3 separate regions of the Homo sapiens genome follow, and all the other regions are linked to region 3. Evidence: chromatin contacts called from ENCODE Hi-C or POLR2A ChIA-PET data. All regions are on one chromosome and are shown on one strand. Each heading gives the region's core, a stretch centred on a gene start or an enhancer-like site at or near the end of the contact. The rest is flanking DNA. Distances are from core to core; before and after follow the strand shown. Region 1 holds the start of TMEM201 (transmembrane protein 201). Region 2 holds the start of SLC2A7 (solute carrier family 2 member 7). Region 3 holds the start of MAD2L2 (mitotic arrest deficient 2 like 2).

Evidence for each region. Hi-C counts contacts between places; a loop is a spot of excess contacts on that map. ChIA-PET counts read pairs that join two places held with the same protein, here RNA polymerase II (POLR2A). Pooled maps may share reads with other maps.
Region 1: a loop to region 3 is called in a pooled map, with 2.1 times the contacts of the local background. The contact joins the promoter of TMEM201 here to the promoter of MAD2L2 in region 3. A Hi-C loop is called at or near these places in 1 of 50 pooled maps. POLR2A ChIA-PET finds 5 or more read pairs at or near these places in 2 of 52 experiments (GM10248 and activated naive CD4-positive, alpha-beta T cell).
Region 2: POLR2A ChIA-PET joins it to region 3 with 10 read pairs in activated CD4-positive, alpha-beta T cell. The contact joins the promoter of SLC2A7 here to the promoter of MAD2L2 in region 3. A Hi-C loop is called at or near these places in 1 of 168 maps with a recorded cell type or tissue (posterior vena cava). POLR2A ChIA-PET finds 5 or more read pairs at or near these places in 1 of 52 experiments (activated CD4-positive, alpha-beta T cell).

Annotation. Positions count from the first base shown.
Region 1 is chr1:9,587,182-9,591,353 of GRCh38, reverse strand. TMEM201 (transmembrane protein 201) reads right to left here and starts at 2,443. Exons shown (of 11, transcript NM_001130924.3): 1 at 2,311-2,443. The coding sequence starts at 2,423. RefSeq lists silencers at 1,998-2,067, 2,228-2,427, 2,438-2,847.
Region 2 is chr1:9,025,058-9,029,628 of GRCh38, reverse strand. It overlaps SLC2A7 (solute carrier family 2 member 7), which reads left to right and starts at 3,206. Exons shown (of 12, transcript NM_207420.3): 1 at 3,206-3,334; 2 at 4,555-4,571. The coding sequence starts at 3,284.
Region 3 is chr1:11,678,468-11,682,397 of GRCh38, reverse strand. MAD2L2 (mitotic arrest deficient 2 like 2) reads left to right here and starts at 1,250. Exons shown (of 9, transcript NM_006341.4): 1 at 1,250-1,359; 2 at 1,785-1,836; 3 at 1,927-2,045. The coding sequence starts at 1,797. RefSeq lists silencers at 909-1,428, 1,869-1,928.

The DNA of each region.
Region 1 (4,172 bases), core at 1,194-3,693, 2.1 Mb after region 3:
TTCTGGTGCGAGGCAGGGCCCTGCCATTTAACAGCCGGGTGATGTGGGGCAGGTAGCCCAACCTCCCCAAGCTTTGGTTTCCTCATCTGTAAAATGGGAGAACAGTAGAGCCCGCCCTGGCAGTTTCATGAGGAGACAGTGTGCTGTGCTTACAGCCATCAGCTGCTCCCATCAGTAACAACCATGGAAGCGAGAGGACTCCATGCGTGGGGAAGCCAGGGCGGGCCCTGACTGAGGCTGTGGGAGGACTCAGTCCTTCAGAGAAGCAGCCTCCTTCCCATGCGCCTCAGCCAGTCCTAAAGCACAAGGTGGGGCTGACCTGCCCACTCCCTCTACATCTTCCTCTCTGTCCATCTCTGTGCTGAGCCTGCAAACACCCACCCAGCCAAGTCGCCTTCCAAAAACAGCTCTCCTTACATGCCCTCCCGAGGGTCATTCAAAACCTACACTGCAGCCAGAGTCAATGCTTGGTTCCTCACTGTCACAGCACTCTCCTCCTCGGAGGAAGGCTCAACCTCTTGCTAGGTTGGTCTGGCTTCTGAATCGTGACAGTGGCCAATTTATGACCTCCAGGTGAAACCCAGTGCTCTATGAGGACATCTTAAAGCATCCTGGGAAAGGCTGGCCCTTCTCGGCCCAATCAACAGCAAGGGTCTCAATGCCACACCGTGACCTGCTGGTGTCGTCAGGGGCGTGAAAGGACTTCCAGGCACCCTCCTAGTTCCCCTGGCACCAGCTAGCCCAATATCTCTCCAAGGCCCCAGACTCTTGTTTCCAGGAGATGGAGAGCTGTGGCCAGCAGGGCAGGAAGGGGAGACAGCATCCCTGAGGACAGCTGCAGTGTGTGGCACAGTGAGCCACCCAGTCCAAGTCCAGCCTCAATAAACACAACGGAGGTGCTGTGTGGCTGGCAGACTATCCCCTCCCCCAGGCTCTCATCCTTGAGGCAACACCCCCCATCCTGGGTTAGCTGAGAGGCGGCTTCGTCCAGGAAGAACACCGGGTGCTGGACCAGCTCAGCTGGCAACATGCTCTGGGAATGTGAGCAAATCACCTGAGGTCTCTGGACCTCGGTCCCCTGGGTATAAAACCACCGGCTTGGACAAGCTGGTCCTGCAGATGCTCAACTTCCAGGAATCCAGCAGAAACCGACATGGAGAGACTTGGGTTGTCAGGGACCTCTGGGCTGGGGTCACTCAATCCCCAGCTACCCTCCTCAGTCACATCTGGCCCATCCTCCAGACACAGCTGATGTCCCTCCCATGCCTTCCTCCTCTGGGAAGCCTCTGTGACTCAACCACCTGTACTTCTTTTTCCCCGTTTCCCCCCTGGAGGAGAGAAGCAGCACCGGTATGTGTTAAGGAAGAACAAACAGACCAGCCAGACGATCAGGGTTCAAACCCCAGCTCTGCCACTTGCTGCTGAGTGGGCAAGTCCCTTCTCCCCTTTTTCCTAAGGGTGTGAGCTCATTGCATCCCTTGCCGAAGCTGCAAACCCATCCACTCTTTCTAGGATGTTCTCACAACCCCACTTTCCCCCCTGCCCTCTGGAAAGGTGGATCAAGTGGAGAAACAGTAAGCTACCTGCGAGGCTCTGCTGAAGCAACAGGCCACTAAGCTTTTATGCCTGGCGATGGAGGCCGATGAAAGAGGCCGGATCTGAACCCGGGGGCCCGCATGGCCCGTGAGCCGGGCAGGGAGGAGGGTGGCCCCGGCCCGTCTTGAACTGTTTGGAGGCATCTCAGGCCTTGCCCACCTCTGGGAGGCAGCCCAGCCTCGGGGTCTGCCCTGCAGATTCCATCGGCTCAAACCATGATTCCTCTCATTAACAGCAAGTTACTGAGCCTCCCTGTCCCTCAGCTGCTCTAGCGTAAGCAGGGGCTGTGGCTCTGAAACGCGCGGATGCGAGGCGTGTAGAAAAACGCCCGGGACGTCACATGCCGAGCAGCAACCGCCAGCCGCGATCGCCAGCATCGCCGTGCACCGGGGCCCAGCACGGGGCTGAGGGCAGGGGCGGCCCGTGCGCACCGGCTCCAGCCCCCCGCGGCTCCCGGAGGAAGTTTGTGGCCCCCGCGCGGCGCTCTCGCCCGCGCCCCACGTTCCCGGAGTCCCCGCCGCTCCACTCGACTCCGCAGCCGCTTCCCGACTGCAGTCTCAACCCGGTCTCGGGGGGCGGCGGCGCGCGCCGGGGGTCTCCGCGCGCCCGCGGGCAGCCCGGGTCCCGGCCGAGGGGGGCAGCGGGCCGGGGCGGCGCGGGGGCGGGCCTGGCGGGCGGCGCAGAGGGCCGCGTGGGGCCGAACCATGCACTCACCTCCGCGCGATCCGGTAGAGCAACACGCCGGCCGCGGCGCACGCCGTGACCCCCAGGCCGCCGGCCAGGCCGGCCGTGGGGCAGCGGGCCAGCAGCGCGCTCACTCCCTCCATGGCTCTCCGCGTGGAAGGACGGCAGGCCGGCAGGGGGGTAGGCGGGTAGGCGGGTAGGCGGGTAGGCGGGCAGGCGGGCAGGCGGGCAGGCGGGCAGGAGGCGGTGACGCCGGGGGCGCGGGCCGCAGGCGGGACGCGGGGCGGCGACGCGCGCCTCCTCGCGCCGTGACCTTCGCCGCTTTGTAGCGGGCGCGGGCCCGCCCCCTGACTCGGCGCGCTCCCGTCGCGCAGCCAATCGGGACGAGGGGTGAGCCCGGGTGGGCGGGGCGGCGGCGGAAGCGACAGAGCCGGCCGGGGAGCGCCCCCGCGCGGCCGGAGGTGGAAGGCGGCGCGGGGAGGGCGGGGCACGGAGCCCTGTAGGAAAGCCCCGCCTTCTGCCTCCCGCGCCAGCCGCCAGGCCCGGAGGTCTGGCTGCAGACAGTCCACCGAGCTTCTGCTAAGGGGAGCATCTCCAGAGTACGCAACTGCTTGTAATTAGTCTTTTTCCCCCTCGCTAATCCTGTCTAGTCAAACCCAGCCTATGCGCCCAGTGCTGTTTAGCAGCTCCTTGAGCCGCTCTAATGGTTGAAAAACTAGCTTTTTAGAAACACGATCATCCACGGATAGGGACATGGTTGAATAAATCATAGGACAGCCATAGTTCGGAACATAATGCAACCATTAGAAAGAATGCCAGATCCAGGCAGGGCGCGGTGGCTCACGCCTGTAATCCCAGCACTTTGAGAGGCCGAGGCGGGCGGATCACGAGGTCAGGAGATCGAGACCATCCTGGCTAACACGGTGAAACCCCCTCTCTACTAAAAATACAAAAAATTAGCCGGGCGTGGTGGCGGGCGCCTGTAGTCCCAGCTACTCGGGAGGCTGAGGCAGGAGAATGGCGTGAACCCGGGAGGCGAAGCTTGCAGTGAGCCGAGATCGCGCCACTGCACTCCAGCCTGGGCGACAAAAGCGAGACTCCTTCTCAAAAAAGAAAGGAAAGGCAAGGAAAGAGAGAGAGAGAGAAAGAAGGAAGGAAGGAAGAAAGGAAAGAAGGAAGGAAAGAAGGAAAGAAAGAAAGGAAGAAAAGAAAAGAAAGCCAGATCTGGAGTTATTGGCATAGATGGATGATACATTGTTTTTAAAAAGCAACATGCAGGCAGGGCGCGGTGGCTCACACCTGTAATTCCAGCACTTTGGGAGGCCGAGGCGGGCGGATCACCTGAGGTCAGAAGTTCAAGACCAGCCTGGGCAACATGGTGAAACCCCATCTCTACTGAAAATACAAAAATTAGCCGGGCGTGGTGGTGCACACCTGTAATCCCAGCTACTCGGGAAGCTGAGGCACAAGAATCGCTTGAACCTGGGAGGCGGAGGTTGCAACGAGTCAAGATTGTGCCGCTGCATTCCAGCCTGGTGACAGGAGACTCCTTCTGAAAAAACAAAAACGACAACAAAAAAGCAACATGCAGGCCGGGCACATGGTGGCTCACGCCTGTAATTCCAGCATTTTGGGAGGCCGAGGCAGGCGGATCACAAGGTCAGGAGCTGGAGACCATCCTGACCAACATGGTGAAACCTGGTCTCCACTAAAAATACAAAAATTAGCTGGGTGTGGTGGTGGGCGCCTGTAGTCCCAGCTACATGGGAGGCTAAGGCAGGAGAATTGCTTGAACCCAGGAGGCGGAGGTTGCAGCGAGCTGAGGTTGCGTCACTGCACTCCAGCCTGGCAACAGAGTGAGACTCCATCTCAAAAAAAAAAAAAAAAAGAAA
Region 2 (4,571 bases), core at 1,957-4,456, 2.7 Mb after region 3:
CCCTCCTTGCACCCTTGAACTCCAAGTGGGTCACCAGAGCCATCTGTGAAAATTTGGCTAGGGTCCCTGCTCTTACCAGATGTCTTAGTTCATTTTGTGTTGCTATAACAGAATACCACAGAGTAGGCAATTTATAAGCAACAGAAGTGTGTTTGGCTCATGATTCTGGAGGCTGAAGTCCAAGATTGAGGAGCTGCATCTGGTGAGGACCTTCCTGCTGTGTCGTAACATGGCAGATTCCTTTATTTTAGCCCAGTGAGACCCATGTCAGACTTATGACACGTAGACCCCTAAGATGATAAATATGTGTTGTTTTAAGCCACTACGTTTTTGGTAATTTGTTACAAAAGCCATAGAAAACTAATATAGAGATTTTGGTATTGGGAAATGGAGTGCTGCTGTTAATACCTAAATAGCTAAAAGTATGTAAATGGCTTTAGCATTGCACAATGAGAAGAGGCTGGGAGAATTTTTAGAAGCATGCTATAAAAAGCCTAGATTACCTTGAACAGACTGTTAGTAAAAATATGAATGTTAATGACCCTGCTGGTGAGGACTCAGAAAGGAGGGAGGAGCAGAGTGGAGAAAATGCCTATCCCTTTAGAGAATACCTACAACAGGCAGGGTGCAGAGGCTCACACCTCTAACACCAGTACTTTGGGAAGCCGCAGTGGACAGATCATTTGAGGCCAGGAGTTCAACGCCAGCCTGGCCAACATGCTGAAACTCCATCTCTATTGAAAATACATGGTCAGGCAAGGTGGCTCACACCTGTAATCCCAGCATTTTGGGAAGCCGAGGAGGGTGGATCACCTGAGGTCAGGAATTTGAGACCAGCCTGGCCTATATTATAAAATCTCCTCTCTACCAAAAATATGAAAGTTAGCCAGGCATAGTGGCACACGCCTGTAGTCCCAGCTACTCAGGAGGCTGAGGCAGAACACTTGAACCCAGGAGGCGGAGGTTGCAGTGAACCAAGGCATATGAGACCACATGCCTCTCACCCCCAAGAGCGCCTAGCCCTGTGCCACCTCCTCCTCCTGGCCACTGCACTCCAGCCTGGGCAATAGAGTGAGACTCTGTCTAAAAAACAAAAAAAATGCAAAAATTAGCTGGGCATGGTGGGGCACGCCTGTAATCCCAGCTACTTGGGAGGCCGAGGCATGAGGATTGCTTGAACACTGGAGGCCGGAAGCGACAGTCAGCCATGACCACGCCACTGCACTCCAGCCTGGGCAACACAGCAACACTTTGTCTCAAAAAAAAAAAAAAAGAGAGAGAGAGAGAAAATACCTACAACATAGTCAGGAGCAGGAGCAGGATAAACATAAATAAGGACCTTTCATTCTCTCAGTCTTGTCATTTACCCACCTGTTACCACCCATGGGCAAACACATTTTCCCCCAGGTATCCTTTTTTTTTTTTTTTTTTTTTTTGAAACAGGTTCTCGCTCTATCACCCAGGCTGGAGTGCAGTGGTGTGATCATGCCTCACTGCAGCCTCAGCCTCCTGTTTTCCAGTGATCCTCCTACCTCAGCCTCCCAAGTAGCTGGGACCACGGGGGCATGCCACCATGCCCAGCTGATTTTTGTATTTTTGGTAGAGATGAGGTTTCACCATGTTGCCCTGGCTGGTCTTGAACTCCTGAGCTCAAGCAATCCTCCACCCACTCAGCCTCTCATTGTGCTGTGCTTATAGGCATGAACCACCGCACCCTGGCCTTCCCCAGGTATACTATGTGTATTCTGCTTTGATCACTTCTCTTAAAGGTCATGTTAATTAAAAAACATGTTAATGTTTCCATGTTCCCACATTTCATAATTATCCTTTGAAACAGAAGTCTGGCATTCCAATCAATTAGTTACTCCTAATTTATTCAATCATTCTCTACTTTAAAAAAAAAATGCTAGTAGAAATGATTCTGAAATAAGCACCTTTGTCCAATATTTTATTGACTTATTTAACACTATTTAGTGTAATTAGAAATAATAACTGTGTTTTTCTGAAAGTGTTTAATTTGTTCTTTCCCCCAAATGGACAATTAGTCCAAATGCACAAGAGGAGGCATATATGAAGAACCTAGGAACACACAGAAAGGAACAGCAAACACTGGGATCTACTTCCGGCTGGAGGGTGGGAGGAGGGAGAGGAGCAGCAAACAAACACTGGGAAGTGGGCTTAATACCTGGGTGATGAAATAATCTGTACAACAAACCCCCGTGGCACGAGTTTACCTATGTAACAAACCTTCACATATACCCTGAACCTAAAATAAAAGTTAAAAAAAAAAAAAAAGCCAGGTGCGGTGGCTCATGCCTGTAAGCCCAGCACTTTGGGAGGCCAAGGCAGGCGGATCACTAGAGGTCAGGAGTTCTAGACCAGCCTGGCCAACATGGTGAAACCTCATCTCTACTAAAAACACACAAAAAAAGGCTGGGTACGGTGGCTCACGCCTGTAATCCCAGCACTTTGGGAGGCCGAGGCGGGCAGATCATGAAGTCAGGAGATCCAGGCCATCCTGGCTAACACGGTGAAACCCCGTCTCTACTAAAAATACAAAAAAAAAATTAGCCAGGCATGGTGGCAGGCACCTGTGGTCCCAGCTACTCAGGAGGCTGAGACAGGAGAATGGCGTGAACCCGGGAGGCAGAGCTTGCAGTGAGCTGAGATTGCGCCACCGCACTCCAGCCTGGGCGACAAAGCGAGACTCCACCTCAAAAAAAAAAAAAAAAAAAAAAAAAAGCTGGGTGTGGCGGCACGTGCCTATAATCCCGGCTACTTGGGAAGCTAAGGCAGGAGAATAGCTTGAGCCCAGGAAGCCGAGGTTGCAGTGAGCTGAGATTGCGCCACTGCACTCCAGCCTGGGCAACAAAGGAAGACCCTGTCTCAAAAAAAAAAGAGGCATACATGGAAAAATGACACAGAAAAAGCATCCTAGATCCAGGTCACAGCCTCACTGGGTCTCTGAAAGTCCTCATTTCTGCGGACCAATGTCAGGCAATGTTTTTTCTCTCTCCTTGGTGCAACTAGGGAGCTTTCGGCTTGGGGCTTGGTGGGTGCAAAGACGAAATTCGTGCTGTGTATGATTTGTGCACTGGCAACGTGTGTCTTATCAACATTTCCAAGGAGAATTTGCTCCTGGGGAAAGTCAGCAGGGTCCAGAGAGCAAAAGGATCATAAAGCCAGGTAGGCCCAGGGGAGAAACAGCCGGTCTTTAGGTGGCTGGCGCAGAGCAGGTGTCACTTGGGAGGTAGAGCACACCTGTTCTCCCACCTGAACAAGGATGGAGAACAAAGAGGCGGGAACCCCTCCACCCATTCCATCCAGGGAGGGGGTAAGTGCCAAGACTAGGAACCTGTCACTGTCCCTCTCCCACCAGCTGTGCAGACCTGTGGAGGGAGGTGAAGGCCGTGGAATGCTTTTAGCAAGGAGCGGGTAGCGTGCTTCCTTTTTCTTCAGGATAACCAGGCCTGGGAGAGCCATGTGGAGAAGCAGCTATGCTCAAACCTCATGGCTCAGACATGGGCCAGGGTGGCTGAGCGAATGCTGGGAGAGCGGATGGTGCTGGAGATGCCTCTCTCCCTTCCACCCCTGCTCCCCTCCGCTTCCCCTACCCTTAAAGATCGAGGGGAGATGGCCTCTGAAGAATGCCCGAATCCTGCCCTTCTGTCTGGTTGTTCCTGGATGTGCAGAGCTACGGGCTGTGGGCAGCCAGGCAGCTAAGTGTGAGGGTTGGGGTGAGGACATGTGGAACAGGAGTGAGGGGTGGAGGGGGCAGTGGGGAGGGGGCATGCACCAGGGCCTTGGCTCTAGGACATGGTCAGAGACCCTGCCCACCTGCTCCTCAGACTTTGGCCCTCAGGCCAGTTCCCCTCCAAGCTGCCCTGGGTGTTGTGGCAACCATGGAAAGCCTGGCCCTGAGCACAGGCGACTGCCGGGATTTTCCTAAGGGCCTGTTCTAGAGGCAGAGGCAAGCAATGAGTCCCTCTGTCTGGGATGCTCTTCCCCCCGATGCTTACACAGCTGCTCCCTCTCATCCATTCTGGTCCCGGCTCAAAGGGCGCCTGCTCAGAGAGGCCTTCCCTGCCCTGCCCACCCTACTGAACACAGTCTCTCATTCCTCACAGGCTGCTACCCCACCCATCACCCTATTTTATTGTCCTCACAGCATTCTAGCTATTTGGAATTATCATCTTTGTCTTTCTTGGACGGGGTGGGCTCCCCTCACTAGAAAGTGAGCTTCTTAAAGGCAGTGCTTTGCTGGGCCTTTTTCCTAAAGCATCCCCTACTTCACACTTGGCCTCCAGGGCCTAGTACAGGGCCAGGCACGTAGCAGATGCTCAGATACATCCTCAAGGAGGGAATGAATGCGTGCAGAGACCTCAGCCCCCAAAAGCCCCAGCCCTGCGCCACCTCCTCCTCTTTTCCGGGGGCACGGCCTGGGATCCCCCATCCCCCACTTCCAGCCCAGGCTGGAGGGAGGTGGAGGCCCAGCCACTCCACTTCCCGAGGCCCAAGCCCACAGCGTCCCGACCTTGGACTTGTCTCCTACAGCGGCTCCAGCCGACGCT
Region 3 (3,930 bases), core at 1-2,500:
GATCTGTGTCCAAACAGACGGATGGGACTAACAAGCTCTTACGTCCCTGGAGGTCACAGACAAAGTCCTCTTGGCTTCTGGTCCTGACTTGTTGCCCACTAACTCCGTAGCTGCTTCTCAGATCTTAGTTTTCTCACTTGTAAAATAAGGGGGCTGTAAATAAGTGGAAGCCCTGGTGTCAGAAGAGGCATCAGAGCTGGGTTTGTATTCCCACTGTGTGATTTTGGCGAATTAGAGAACGTTTCTGGGCCTGTTTAACCATCTGTAAAGTGGGGCTATAAAATGGAGACTTAGCTGCTAGGGTTAATGAGAGAATTAACGGAATCAGTGTTTGACACATAAGAAGTGCTCGATGTTAGTCATTATTTTTTATTATTTTAGTAATATCATCTCTGAGGGCCCTTACAGGACTTCCAGACCGAGTCCACGCCCCTGGGGGACTTGGGAGCAGTAAAATGTAGTGGCAGGAGGCACCTCGGCCATCGCCCACCCCACCAGCTGGGAGACTCGGGCAGGTTATTCACCCTTCTGCACCTCGCTTGACTTATCTGTATAAAGAGAACAGTCACAGTAACTGCCTCATGGAGTTACTCCCAGGACTGAGATAATCCACGGACACACTTAGCCCAGTGCCCAGCACTCGGCTGGAGCTCCAAAAAGGTCAGCTATTGTTATGAAGCGTAGGGCGGGGAGGGTTCATCCTCTTGGGCGGTCAGGCCAGGCTGCATTTAGGTACCCGGTGGGGGCGGAGCAGGGGCGACGCCGGTGCACGCCCTCTTTTTTTTATTTTTAAAATTTCACCCGGGCCTTGACAACCGGTACAATCCTGTCCTCCCCTGTTCCCGCCCCCGAGCCAGAGGATTCGCTTTTGCGTGGGCAGCTGCAGGGATGGTGACTCGGGCTAGCTCAGATGTGGCTGCCGTTAGTCCCCAGCTGCGCGCTCCCCCGTCCCTCCCCAGCCCTCTTCCGGCGCCTGCTAAAGCGAGAGAAATGCCCTCGGGGGAAGATATGTAGCGATCCAATGGAACGTGGAGATCAACGTTGTGTTTTCTTCGCGCCCACCCGAAGTTGAAGGGAGGTGGCGCGGCGGGTCTCAGCCCCTCCCGGACGCCGAGGCCCGGCCCCCGCCCCTCGGAGACCCGCCCCCGCATGCGGAACCGCCCTCTGCGAGGCCCGGTTTGGGCCGTGCGGGAATGGGCGTGGCCTGGGCGGGGCGGGCGCTAGGACCCACCGGAGCGCCGTGAACGTCACCGAGCGGCGCCGAGGCCCCGGGTTGAGCGGGAGGCGCGATCGGTCCGGTCGGTGGCTCCCCGCGGCGGGGCCGGGCCCGATCTCGGGCGGGAACCGAGCGCAGAGCCGGTACTGGGGGAGGGGAGAGGGGGCGGGATTCCCGCCGGGAGGGATCCGGCGTAGCAGGGGGCGGAGTCTTATTCCAACCCCGCTTCGCTTTCCGCATGTCCCGCTTTGCGCTCCCGGCCCTGGGCATCCCGCTGTTTCCCTCTGCGTCCGCGGCCCTGCCCTTTTCGGGGGCACAGCTGTGGTCTTTCCACCCCGCGAGACAGCGGGGCGAGGGGGCGCGGGCGGCCAGTGGATAGAGGCTGATGCCCCCAAGCACGGACGCCAGCGTGGGGGTGGAGGTTCTTCCAGCTGCCCTGAGCCTGTGCGAAGCGGGAGGTCCTTCCCCAGTTCCCACAGACTGTGGGGAGGGAAGAGACGGTGGAAGCGAGCGGGTTCTGGGCTCCTGGGTCTCTGGAACTACCCTCTGCCCTTGCCCCAACACTCAGGTAGCGGGAAGGATGACCACGCTCACACGACAAGACCTCAACTTTGGCCAAGGTAGGGAGGCTGGACCTGCGGGCCCGGGGGCGGGGGCGTCTGGGCCGGCGGGCTTCCTCGAGCGCGCCACCGGCTTGTGCCCCCCTGCAGTGGTGGCCGATGTGCTCTGCGAGTTCCTGGAGGTGGCTGTGCATCTCATCCTCTACGTGCGCGAGGTCTACCCCGTGGGCATCTTCCAGAAACGCAAGAAGTACAACGTGCCGGTCCAGGTGAGGCACGTCCCAGAACCACAGAGTGGGTACAGGGTGGACTTTTAAAAATTCTTTGGTCGGGCGCCGTGGCTCACGCCTGTAATCCTAGCACTTTGGGAGGCCGAGGCGGGCGGATCACCTGAGGTCAGGAGTTCGAGACCAGCCTGACAAACATGGTGAAACCCCGTCTCTACTAAAAATACAAAAATTAGCCGGGCGTGGTGGCCAAGGCCTGTAATCCCAGCTACTCAGGAGGCTGAGGCAGGAGAATCCCTTGAACCCAGGAGGCGGAGGTTGCAGTGAGCCGAAATTGTGCCACTGCATTCCAGCCTGGGTGACAAGAGCGAAACTCCGTCTCAAAAAAAAAAAAAAAAAAAAAAAAAAACCTCTTCCACTTCGGGCCAAGCCACCTCATTCCGCAGGGCCCTGCCCATGCCTTCCAATGCCTTCCAGTTCCAAAGTGGTGATGCCTACCCACCCCTCAGAAGAGAGTTCCCCTTGCCAGAAGTTAGGGACCAGGCCTGATAAGAGTTACCCCGGGGGTGGCCGGGCATGGTGGCTCACACCTGTAATCCCAGCACTTTGGGAGGCTGAGGCGGGCGAATCACAAGGTCAGGAGTTCAAGAAACCAGCCTGACCAACATGATGAGATCCTGTCTCTACTAAAAATACAAAAATTAGCCTGGTGTGGTGGTACGCGCCTGTAATCCCAGTTACTAGGGAGGCTGAGGCAGGAGACTCGCTTGAACCCGGGATGCAGAGGTTGAAGTAAGCCCAGATCGTGCCACTGCACTCCAGCCTGGGCGACAGAGCAAGACTATGTCTCCAAAAAAAAAAGTTACCCTGGGGGCATGGTGGCACTTTGAAGGAGCTCGTGAAGCTGGTGAACCTTGGTGTGAGGAGGGTATTTCCAAAAACCTCCAAATCTTCTCCCTACCATTTATCCTAAACTCAATGGGTTAAGGCTAAAAGGCAGACAAAGCAGTGTGCATCGCACTGTAGCTCCAGTCCCTAGAAGTGCCTGTCTCTGGAAGGCACTCAGGAAACATGAGAATAAGTGGTAGAAGCTCAAAGGACATCCAGGTGGTCCCCGCTTCAAGTCCCCACACCACCATTGTTTTCTCACTTCCAGTATGGTATTCAAGACATTACTTGAGGTAGTCAGCACTTTATTTTTTATTTTATATTTTATTTTATTTTATTTTTTGAGACTGAGTCTCGCTCTGTCGCCCTGGCTGGAGTGCAGTGGCGTGATCTTGGCTCACTGCAACCTCCACCTCCTGGGTTCAAGTGATTCTCCTGCCTCAGCCTCCCGAGTAGCTGGGATTACAGGCGTGTGCCACCACATCTGGCTAATTTTTGTATTTTTAGTAGAGACAAGGTTTCGCCGTGTTGGCCAGGCTGGTCTCGATCTCCTGACCTCTGGTGATCCACCTGCCTTGGCCTCCCAAAGTGCTGGGATTACAGGCGTGAGCACTTTATTATGAAACAGGTTTTGTGTTAGATAATGTTGCCCAACTGTGGGCTAATGTGTTTTGAGTGTGTTTAGGTAGGCCTGGCTAAGCTATGATGTTCTGTATGTTATGTGTATTAACTGCATTTTCCGCTGGCGATATTTGATTGGTTTATCCAAACATAAACCCATAGTAAGTTGAAGGTCACCTTTAGAGGGGAAAGGAAAAAACAATTGACATTTACTCACTTCTTCTTTATGATGAAGTGATTGAAGCCCAGAGAAGTTAAGGAATTTGCCTGAGGCCACACAGTTCCTTAGTTCTTAACTTTTGACATCTGATTACATTTTCCTGGATCCTTTTTCTGGAAAAATGCCCAAGTGCACAAAGATACAACTTTAGGGATTTTTCAGACTCTGGAGGAGTCCATGGACCCCACATTAAGAACC